Linked DNA regions of Homo sapiens: region 1 is linked to region 2. The links are chromatin loops, found by intact Hi-C in ENCODE. Cell type or tissue: OCI-LY7. All regions are shown on one strand. Each heading gives the region's core, and the rest is flanking DNA. Links, peaks and the distances in the headings are about the cores only. Region 1 overlaps BLACAT1 (BLACAT1 overlapping LEMD1 locus). Region 2 overlaps CDK18 (cyclin dependent kinase 18).

Region 1 (5,362 bases), core at 210-5,209, 76 kb after region 2:
CCAGAGAGGAGGATGGGGAAGAAGCCAGGGCCAACAGCTTGCAGTCAGATGCAGCCAACTGTGTGGTAGCAGGAGGTTTGTCCAGTGTCCACCCTGCCTCTCCATCCTATTCTGGGCTTCTGTTTTTCTGGGGGCTGTTTTTCCATTCCTTAGTCCCTCCTGGACTATGGGCATGGAAAAGGAGGGGGAGGATGGGAGGGGAGTTCCCATGATGAGCTCTGATGAGTGGGGAGTGGACCCAGGTGCTAGTCCAGACTCCTCCCCCTCAAATAGACGCAGCAAGGGGACCTGACTTCAGGGAGCCTCCAGCTGGTACTGGAGCCCTCTGCCAAGGGTGAAGGGGTAAAGTCAGGGAAGAGAGTCGACAGGACTCCTGCTCGAGCAAAGCAGAGAGGAGCAGAGACCACAGCCTGGCAGAGGGACTCCCCAGGTACCTGCTGCTGGGGACTCTGAGGGAGGAGTGGGGTTCACAGCGGGCAGGGATACGGAAATGGGTTGGAATTCTCTGCCCCATGTCCCCCCACTTCAGGGGCTGGCCCGGCAATCTGCATGCTGCAGACAGAGCCCAGGCAGCCTCCGGGGCATGGAGTTGTGCACCTTACAGTGAGGACCCTTTTAGAGACCCTGTTAGAGAAGAGGAAGGATAACCAGAGCACTTTAGAGCAAAGATCTGAGCAGAATAACCAGGCCCTGTTTATGATACTTTCTACTCTTAGATACAAGGACCCAGGAATCCCACTGAGGCAGCCAGCCCTCGAACACCTCTCGGGAGCCAGGCTACAGCCCCTAGCCCAGCTCCTGGCCAGCTTCATTAGCTCTCCTTTCCTCTGATGTGTAGGTTCTGGTTCCTGTGACCTCACTCCCCATCCTTCCCTACAGTGACAAGCTGAGCAAAAAAAGCCAGGATTTTCTTAAATTCCCCAAAGGACCCTGGGGAGGAACGGGTCATTTAAGGGGGTATATTCTGCTGTTTTTAAGAAAGAACAGTCATTGAAAAGGAAGTGGGGTGAAAAGGAAAGGGGATCGATGCACTCTGGGGCCAGAGACCCTGAGCTGCACCTTGACCTGTTTGTGGGGCTGCTACCTGCCTGGCTTGTTTTAGTTGGGAGTTCCTTCCCAGATTAGCCTTGTTGTGCCTGTCAATTTCTCCCCATGTATTTTTCAATAATCATGGGACTGCTTTGTTGATCATACCCTTGACTTATATCCCCAGCAAGAGAAGTGCACGTGTGACAATAACTGATTACACGGGAATCCACCTGCCCTCCCTCCCTCCTTCCGGATCAAGTTAGGATTCCAGCCCCTTAGGTTTGGGGTCTTAGTGTTAAATCTTGCCTAATCTCCTGGTACACTGAAATGAGGTAATGAAGGCCCAGAGAGATGTAGCCACTTGCTTAGGATGACACAGCATGTTAGCATCAGAGCCAGGAATAGAACCCAGGCCACCTAAGTCCCAGATTGGATCCCCGTCTCTCTCTAGGTTTGTCACAGGAGGGATCCAGAGATAGCTGCAGGGGATAGATCTAGAAATATAGTAGTTGTGTCTTGGCTCTATATATATCCTGGAGGTTGCTCTCTGCTAACTATATATACTCCACCAGAGTGGGTGTGTAAATGATGCTGGAAATCGGGTTATTAAATAACCAGCCTACCTACCCATGCTGACTCAAGCTGGGCCTCCTGCCCATCCAGCTGGCCAGTGGAAATGCATTGCACCTATTAATTACAGCTATTAGCTGTATTACCGGGACGCTGAGAGGCTGAGGGAGGGGAGAATCTTGACAGGACTTGGATCCACCGGGCACTGTGCTTGGTGTGGGCCTTGGCTCTGTCTGGAGAAACACGAAGGAAGTTTTTCCAAAAGGGCAAGGTTGTCCAGACCAGTGGAACTGTCCAGAGAGCCACCATCTGGGCCATGCCACATTCCTCAAAGGCAGTGAAACCACTTTGCACATGTGCCTTGCTGGGGTAACCCAGGACATCCTATGCAATCTCTATTGCTTGAGGGGCTGGAGAAGGGAGGCGCCTCATGCTTCCCTATTCCAAACCCCTTCCGCATAGCCCTGTGCCTCCCTCCTTCCCCGCAGCACTTGGGCTTCACTCACCTGCTTGCCCCCATGTTCTTCCTGGAGAGAGGAGTGATTCAGACCAGGCCCCGGCCTGACCTCCACGCAGGGCGCTTTCCTTCCTTTGTTCTCAGCTTCTCCGCTTGAGTGGCTTGAGTGCACTTCTGCTCCCTTTCCATAGGCCCAGGGGCAGAGGAAGGGCAGAGAGGTGAACTGGAAAAATCTGCAGGTGGTTAAGGCTAGGGAAACCTAAATGAGCCTTTGGAGAAAGGGATACTCTTGCAGACTGAAGCTGAGCTCCTGAAGCTCCCTCTCTTCCCCAGCCAGACTGCAACAGATACCAGAGCGGCCCCTGGCTCCTGCTGAGGGCCGGGTCAGCCAGAGGTGGGGGACAGCGTGTCCAGCTGGGGCAGATCCAGCCTCAGCCTCTACCTCAGACTTATGTGCCAGGGAAGAAACCATGTCTTTACCCTTTTGTATCTACCTCTCAACCCTTTGCCCAGCATAGGTGCTAAATAAAAGAGCCTGTTGGCTAAAAGAACCCTCTTTGCTGTCTCTTCTCTGCATGGTGAGGATGGGATTTGCATTGCCCTGAGCAGTCAAAGGAAGGGTATAATTGCTCCCTATAGGCTTTCCTAGGGTGTCAGACAACTTGGGGTTGTTAAGGAAGGGAGGAATCTGACTCGGTCCCAGGTGTCAAAGTAAAGCTACACTGGATGAAGGGGTCCGCATTTGGATGGAGGAGGGCCTGTCGTGTGTGCAACCTGCAGAAGCGAGTGGAAGCCCCCAGCTAGAACCTGGTGTAAGGTGGCACAAGCCGGAGGCTATTTTAAGCCAGCTTGCTTCCTGTTCCCCAACCACAGGTATATGGTGATGAGGTGGGGCAGAGCGGGTGGGAGGGGAAAAAAGGAGGCAGCAGCTGGGCATTCTCTTTCCTCCCTTGGACTCACCCTGTCTCCAATGTGAGGAATGACATCAGCTCCACACAGATCAGGAAACACTGAGGTTTCAAAGAGCTGTTGTTTAGAGGCTTGACTCCTCCCCCAGCCGGTGTGAGAGACCTAGCGGGCCGCCTCAGGGAGTGGCAATGACTGGGCCAGACCCAGAGGGTTCTGGGAGCATTAACCCCAGCTTGCTTCTCTCTTCCTGCCTTTCTCCTGCCCCCTCTCCCTCCCCTGCCTTTCCCTGCAGATCTCTGGTGAGTGTTCCCCCAGCCTGGCGTAGGGCATGCCCCAGTTCACTTTCGCCTGCTTCTGTGGTCTCCACGGCTTCTGCAAAATGAAGAGGAAGAAGGAGGAAGTTCACAGAGAGCGGGAGACGGCGGTGTGATCAGAACCAGGGCCCCTCCATCAAGCCCCCAGCAGGTCCCAGGCCTGATGGTGCCTGCTTCTGGCTGGGGCTTGGAGCAGGAAGCCGTGTGTGTATCTTAAGTCTTGATTTAGCCAGTGCTCTTCTCAGCCTGACTCTCACCCGAGGGCATCAGCCTCCTGTGTGCCTCTCATCCTCCTCATGCCCACACCCATTAGCTTCCAATTCTCAGACCTCCTTGGAGAGAGGCCCCAGCCACACAAGGGGGAACCCCAGGACCTGCCGCATGCCTTCCAGAGACTGAGAAGCCCCAGGGAGGCCAAGGAGTGAAACTTCTTTCCTGCCCTGAGAGCTTCGGGGGACTCTTCTCAGGGTAACCGCATGAGGCATGTGCCGCCTTGGGCTAGGAGAGCTGTTGCTAAATGGGAAACTGGCTGCTCTAGCAGAGAACTTCCAGCAGCCCTGACCCTGGAGAAGGCCTCCAGGGCGGAAGTGTGAGACTCTCCTGGGATTCCAGGACCTGGGGCAAGAATCCTTTTCCAGCCCCCTGCCAGCATCCTCCTGGGCCAGGTGGGGCCAGGCCTGAGGTGGCCAGCCCAGTGAGGAGGAAGGCAGAGGTGGCCAGTGGCTCCGTGGCTCCCTCTGTTCTTGCTCTCCAGAAAGCAGTGTTTCCTCCAGCCCCGGCCCTGACCCACCCGTGTTCATGATGCCTGTGCCTCCTTGCCAGCATCACAGATGTGGGGAGGCCTGTTCCCCAGGCCCTGACTCCCCTCCTCAGGGACTGTCTTGCCGTGGCCAGACTGAGGGACCCCTTTCCTGGACTGAGCCGTGCCCTCCCTTGATTCTCCTGTCTCCCCTGCCTTTTTCTTCTCTCCTCAGAAGCCATAGAGGGGACTGCGTTCATATGTGGTGCCTTCAGTGGAAACTCTTAGGGTGGGGGGACCTCTAGGACCTTCCTCGACTTTTTCCCTCATCCCCCACCCCCGCCAACCTTCCAGCTTCAGCCTCTGCCCTTACCCCCAGCCCATTTCCAGGAGGTAGGAAGCAAAAGAAAAAAGCATTTCCTTCCCTCTTTCCTTCTTCCTTCCTTCCTCTCTCCCTTCATTTTGGTATAACTTAGCCTTTTGTCTTTAATCCTGGAGTTCTCCGGGGCTAGAAGACAGGCAGAGACGAATGCCAGCAGCAGAGATGCTTCAGGCAGATTCTGTAAGCCTGTTCTCCCTCATCAGGGAGCAGCTCAGCCAAGGAGCAAAGTCAGACCCCCTCTAGCTCCCCAGGGACAGAATAGCCCTTCTGACAGGTAAACAGGTGACCTGGGTAGAGAGGGCAAGGCCCCAAGATAGGAGAGTCAGGGCTCCCCTTTCCTTGGAATGTGGGCCTCTCTGGGCAACTAGGGAGGGCAAAAGTCTTCCTCGGCTGGTTCGCCCAAAACCTGGGAGAAGCAAGGGCACATTCTATGCTGGCAGCCTCTGCCTGCCCAGCTCATGCCCACACTCAGGGGCCTTTCCTGGGCTTTGGGCAGATTGGGTGGGATTCAGGTTGTCTTTATGAGGCTTGAGCACAGCTTGAGTTCCTCCTCCCATCCTCCAACCCCTTCCTTTGCCCCTACCTCCTAGCCCCCACCTTCTACAATCTGTTATTTCCTTTTATATCCAAAGAATTATAAACAGAAGTCCTTCCCTCAAGGGAACAGCAAGATTCAGCAATAAAGGCCAGTGGGGTCACAAAGGACAGAAGAAAAACTCCCTGGTTCTTTGTCCTCTTGGATAGTAGAGGCCTTGGGTGAGGCAAAGAGATGGGCAGAAAAAGTTACCTTGATACAGAGGCCAGAGAGCCTCCTGGAGGGCATGTGTTTCCCTAGCGGTCACCTGCGAGGCTGCAATCCTAGAAAAGTCACTTCTGTGGCAGAGGATGAAATTGTATCCCCGGAGACTCAGAGATATTGGGTGTTATGTCCTGACCACACAGGCTCACCAGGAGGAAAGGTT
Region 2 (5,362 bases), core at 171-5,170:
AACCTCCACCTTCCGGGCTCAAGCGATTCTCATGCCTCAGCCTCCTGAGTAGCTGGGATTACAGGCCCGCGCCACCACACCCGGCTAATTTTTGTGTTTTCAGTAGAGACAGGATTTCGCCATGTTGGCCAGGCTGGTCTCGAACTCCTGACCTCAAGTGATCTGCCCCTCCTCGGCCTCCCAAAGTGCTGGGATTACAGGCATGAGCCACAGCACTCAGCCAATTATTTTCAAAGATAGCTGAACATCAGAATCACCAGGGAGCATTGTAAAAAAATTCAGATTCCTAGGTCTCACCCTGAGATTCTGGAACTGAGGTTCTGAGAATGGTGCCTGGGAAAATGCATTTGAAAAAACATCTCCAATGATGTACACCTGGAGCGGTGACCAGGAAAACATCTAAGGTCCAGGTCAGGGACAATTATCTGCCCAGGCTTCCAGGCCACCCTCCTGTGCTGAGACGGGGGATCCTCAGAGCAGGGAAGGGAAGCAGGAGGCCCCCCACAGGAGAGGAAGTCTCTCTGTCCTGGAAGCCAGTGCATCTCCACCACACCAACTGATGTCCCCAATGTCCCCGTGCTTTGTCATGGTTGTTCTCTGGGGGTGGGGAGAGGCAGGCACTTGGCTCCCTGAGGTCTGAGCTCTGCCAGGAGGGAGACCAGCCACACCCCTTTCTAAAAACAGGGCTTCCCCATAAAACCGTCCTGCAGTCTGGGATTTATGGGATGGCATGTTGGATTTGCGGCTCAGGAATCTACAAGTAGCAACCATAAATCTCACACCCTTGCTCTTGCTTGTAGGGTGAGGGGAGGGGAGCTCATTAAAAGCCTCCGGGAAGGAGGCCCCCCATTTCTGCAAGACAAAAGAGATTCAGCCCTGAGTCACACCTGCTCTCCCTAAGGTTCAGTGAGGAGCAAGGAGCCACCAGCCTGTGCCTGGGGTGGGGAGGACAGTGGGGCTGGGAGCTGGAGGAAGGGTGAGGCCAGAGGCAGCTGACTGGAGCAGGAATGTGGGGCCAAGCAGTGCAGGCGATGGGGACCAGCTGTTCTCCACCCGCAGGACAGGAGCCTGAGAGGAAGTGGCTGTCACAGCAGCAGAAGGGATGGGGGTCAGATGTAGGATGGATTTCCTGATGGAAGGATGGAGGTCAGATGTAGGATGGACTTCCTGATGGAAGGATGGAGGTCAGATGTAGGGTGGACTTCCTGATGGTGACAGGGGAGCAGGCGGTGGGGGTGGTGACCACAGCAGAGTGGATGTCTCTCTCTGCTGGGGACAACCAGGGCATTGAACCCAGCAGGGTCTTGGGTGTGACAGGGCAGACTGGGCAGTGAATAGTCTGTTGTTCCCTAGGTCAAGACACAAGATGCCTCTGTCATTTTTCCCTTGGGAGAGTCAGCTCCTCAGATTTGGGGGTCGAGGGGGAAGGGAGACAGGAAAAAGGCCTGTCACCTTAGTGCTATCTACCCCTCACCCCCAAGTGGGGACAGAAGGGCTCAGTATGACCAGCCTGAGGCCAGCCCGGGGCCAGGCACAGCACAGCCTTTGTCCCCAGACCAAGGAGCCATCTGGGGCTGTCCCCGTGCAATTGGTGCCAGGGGAAGAGGGCGATGAGTGTCCAGGGATACTGGCCCGGCAGTGGGGGGTGGAGGAAGTTGAAGGAGCAGAGTCCCACTGAGGAGCTGCAGGGTGGGCAGGCAGACCCCAGCCAACCTCCCCTCCCACCTCCCTGCCCAGGTAAGTCATAAAGCTCAGCCAGCTCCAGTTGCTTCTTCCCAGGGACACAGCAGCCGGCCCAGAACCTCCTGCTGGTGCCAGAGCCATGGGTGGCACAGAAGGAGGAAGGAGGAGCCAGGCTGGGAAGAAAGCCAGCACTTGCCAGAGGCCACTGTGCCCCCAGTGAGCAGGGCTGGCCTCCCAGAATGTTAGCAGGGGAAGACGCTCACACAGCCTCCATCCCCATCCCTTGCCCAGTGAAGATGCTGAACATCCAAGAGGGGAAATGGCTTGCCCAGAATCACGCAGCAATTTCCTGGTTGTTGCCAAGTGCACAAACGTGACCATATTGCTCCTTTCTTCTCCTACCTGGAGCCCTCCCCGCCCTTGCCCCTTCCCTGTGGCCCAGGCTTGACTGTTTTCTCCTACTCTGAACTGCGTGCCAAACAAACTCAGTTTCAAACTTTGGTGCTACCACTAGCAGGCTATGGAATCGCAATGACGTGATAAAACCCCTCTCACCCCTGGCTCCATTCATTCATTCAACAATTATTGAACACCTGCTGCATGCCAGGCACTGTTGTAGACCCTGAGAATCCACAGATGAATGAAACAGACATTAATTCCTTTCCTAATACTTTCTAACAGGGGTAGGGGGGTGCGGACAATAGACAGAATGAATACACAGTATGATGGATGGTGACAAGTGCAATGATGGGAATTCATGCAGGGAAGAGGGAAGGTGTGGGAAGTGCAGTTGCAAGTTTAAGTAGGGTGGTCAAGAAGGCCTCCCCAAGAAGCAGGTGACATCTCAGGAGAAATCCAGAGTAGGTGTAAGGTGAGGGGGTCAGTCATGCAGGGTCTGGGAGAAGCAGGTCAACAAGGGAACAGCAGGGGCAAAGGTCCTGAGGCAGAAGTAAGTCTGGTTCACTGCAGGACAATGATGTGGCTGGAGAAGATGCTGGATGGGAGTGCGGAGCAGCTGTGTTGGGCCTCGAGGGGTAAGGAGGGTTTGAACGGATGAGTGACATGATCACACTGAGGCTTTAACACGCTGCTGTGTTGAGAACAGACAAGGGGAGCAAGGGGAGAGCAGGGAGCCCGGGCAGGAGGCTGCTGCTGAGGCCCAGGGGAGAGAGCTTGATGGTGGCTGGGACCAGCGGGGGGCAGTGGAGATGGTGAGAAGTGGCTGGATTTGGGCTATATTTTGAAGGTGGAGGCAAAGAGCTCTGCAGATGGATTGTATGTTGTGGGTGAGAAAAGAGTCAAGCATGACTCTGCAGCAGGGTTTTCGCCAAGCAGCCGGAGTGGAGAGATAGAACAGTCACTGGAGGAGACAAGGCATTCTGGGAGTAGTGGTTTCAGTGGGAAGACCAGGAGTTGGATGTTGGGCAGGTGACATTTTCAACGTACAGTGGTATCTGAGCAAACATGCTGGGTGAGCCAACACAACACACCACTGGCACAGGGAAGATGTCCAGCAAAGCTTGGCTCTCCTCTCTCAAGCTACTGCCCAGACAAAAAGAGTCCTCATATAAACTTCATCAAACATCCCTGCAGACTTCCTTATTGCAAGGTGCTTTTGGATCCCAGGATGGAAGAGGGCCAGGAGACAGGGAGCAGGATCATCTCTTGGCAGATGTGAGGGGGAGAAGGGCCAGGGAGGCAGGGTCCCCCCTACTTAGACAACTGCAGGGCCACGCAGGGTGGGGCCCGTGCAAGGCAGGGAACCCCGGCTACTGGCAGACAAGCCCCATCTTCTCTCTTAGGAGGAAAGAAAGCTCCACAGAGCAGGCCAGGCCAGCCCCAGGGCCCCAGTGTCCAGACAGGGCAGATTCCCAGCCCACTGACTGCTGGGACAACCTGTGCCAGGCCACAGACCTAATACCTGCCTTGGGGCTGGACCCCTGAGAGACCTTGACCTGGAGACCATGGAGGTGGAGAAGGAGGTTGACAGAGCATCCCAGGAATCTGGGATGCTGTAGACTGGAGGGCGGGAAAGTCAGCTTCACTTCTCAAGCTCCTGGGGCCAGGACTGGAGTCTTCTCTCAGCAAACCCCTTCAAGAAGCCTCTTTGCCTTCCTCTTGAACAAAGCCCCGATTCCCCAGCCTGCACCCAAAGGCCCTTCAAGATCTGGGGCCCCTTCGTCTCTGGCTTTGCCCCTCTTCATTGCCCCTGCATGCTGTACAAGTCTCTGGGGCCTTCAGGAGCTTCCTGGAACTCACTCCACCCCACCCCCAGGACCACCAGGTGCCCCTCCTTCAATGGGGCGTGACTTTTCACCTGTCTCCCTCATCTGGAGCACGTTGGTCTCTATGCCTGGTGCTGGTGGCATACAGCAGGCATGTGTCTGCTTTACAGGCACATGTGGAGCACCTGCTGTGTTCCAGGCACATGTTAGATGCATCCCCAAGTCCCTCTTTTTGTTTTGTTTGCTTTTCTTTTCAATCTTGGTCTCTGTGGGCCCAGGGGCAGGGGTTGGGGGACGTAACTTGTGGCTGCCCACTTTCTGAAGCCCAGAGGGTCTTCCCTTCAGTCACGAAGGCTGACCACCAGCCAGGATCCCTATGACACCCTATCTCCCAGTCCCTGCCCCTGCCTCGGTCACTCAGCCACTTTGGCCCTTGGGTGAATTTCAAAGAACTAGAGGCCATGGCTGACCAAGTTTGCAGACGTCATGAGCTAGGACCTCAGAGACACTCCCTCCTCCCAGGGAGAACTGTGCCTGCTGGGAGCCTGCAGATACCATCTCTTCCTTCATCCTCCAGCTGACCCTGTTCTGCACAGCTGGAGGCCTTAGTTTCCAGGAGCCTGGGACAAACCTCAGGGGAAGCCAGTCACCCCTTAGCTGCCTGGAGCTGTGGCGGCGTCAGCAGCAGAAGCCTTGGGGCCTCCTCACAACCTTGCCCTGCCCCAGCCTGGATGAGAGAGGCTGCAGGCCTGAAACCTTCAGAGTGGCCAGAAATGAGGATAGCCAGGCCTGCAGTCACCCTGCCAACAAACAGATGCTCTGGACAGTCCCAGAGCTCCAAGAGGATTCCCACAGCCTCTGTTTGGAATGCAGGAAGTAGGCGGGGAAGGCCTTCCGGGAGCAATTTGGGCAAACCTGTTGGATGTCTGCTCAGGAGGCAAAGTGGGGATCAGGGTCGCCCTTGCTCCAGACAAATACGCCATTGTCTCCTAGAGTCTCACTCCAATCAGAAATGTCCTGCAGTGAGGAACACACGGTGTCTAGCCTTGCTCTCCAAAATTCTCTGCAGTTTGGTGTCATGGAAGAAACCCCACTTAGTAGCTGTGACCTGAAAAAACACCCCATGCCTCAGTTTCCTTGCTGCTAATTGAGAATAATACTTGGCCTCCAATCCAACTGCCATCAGCGTCCTAGACTTAACTTTCTCAGCTGCTTTCTGATGATGTCGCTTGCCCATTTAAAATCTTTCAAAGTGGCTAGGCGCGGTGGCTCATGTCTGTAATCCCAGCACTGTGGGAGGTCAAGGTGGGTGGACCACCTGAGGTCGGGAGTTCAAGACCAGACTGGCCAATATGGTGAAACCCTGTCTCTACTAAAAATACAAAAATCAGCTGGGCATGGTGGCACACGCCTGTAATCTCAGCTACTTGGGAGGCTGAGGCAGGAGTATCGCT

The links. Hi-C counts contacts between places; a loop is a spot of excess contacts. Peaks named below come from ENCODE experiments on the same cell type or tissue, not always from the same donor. Only the 100,000 strongest peaks of a DNase experiment are listed, where the experiment ranks them.
Region 1: it touches region 2 in a loop (7-fold over the local background); 3 of 110 quality-filtered maps call a loop at or near these places.

Annotation. Positions count from the first base shown.
Region 1 is chr1:205,438,958-205,444,319 of GRCh38, reverse strand. BLACAT1 (BLACAT1 overlapping LEMD1 locus) reads left to right here. Exons shown (of 2, transcript NM_001397426.2): 2 at 3,258-5,362. The coding sequence starts at 3,294. The coding sequence ends at 3,395. It also overlaps a transcript of LEMD1 not described here. Among named protein-coding and RNA genes, the nearest start is that of MIR135B, 6.8 kb to the left of the region's middle. RefSeq lists enhancers at 586-1,098, 2,819-2,938, 3,340-3,921, 3,922-4,501. In OCI-LY7, for the core only: no CTCF peak of the experiment used is centred there; DNase peaks (open chromatin) are centred at 3,109, 3,399 and 3,739; H3K4me3 peaks cover 1,992 bases; H3K27ac peaks cover 2,162 bases.
Region 2 is chr1:205,515,277-205,520,638 of GRCh38, reverse strand. The region is part of intron 1 of CDK18 (cyclin dependent kinase 18); the gene reads right to left. Among named protein-coding and RNA genes, the nearest start is that of CDK18, 13 kb to the right of the region's middle. RefSeq lists enhancers at 2,429-3,128, 4,531-5,231. In OCI-LY7, for the core only: a CTCF peak has its summit at 2,884 (motif pointing right); no DNase peak of the experiment used is centred there.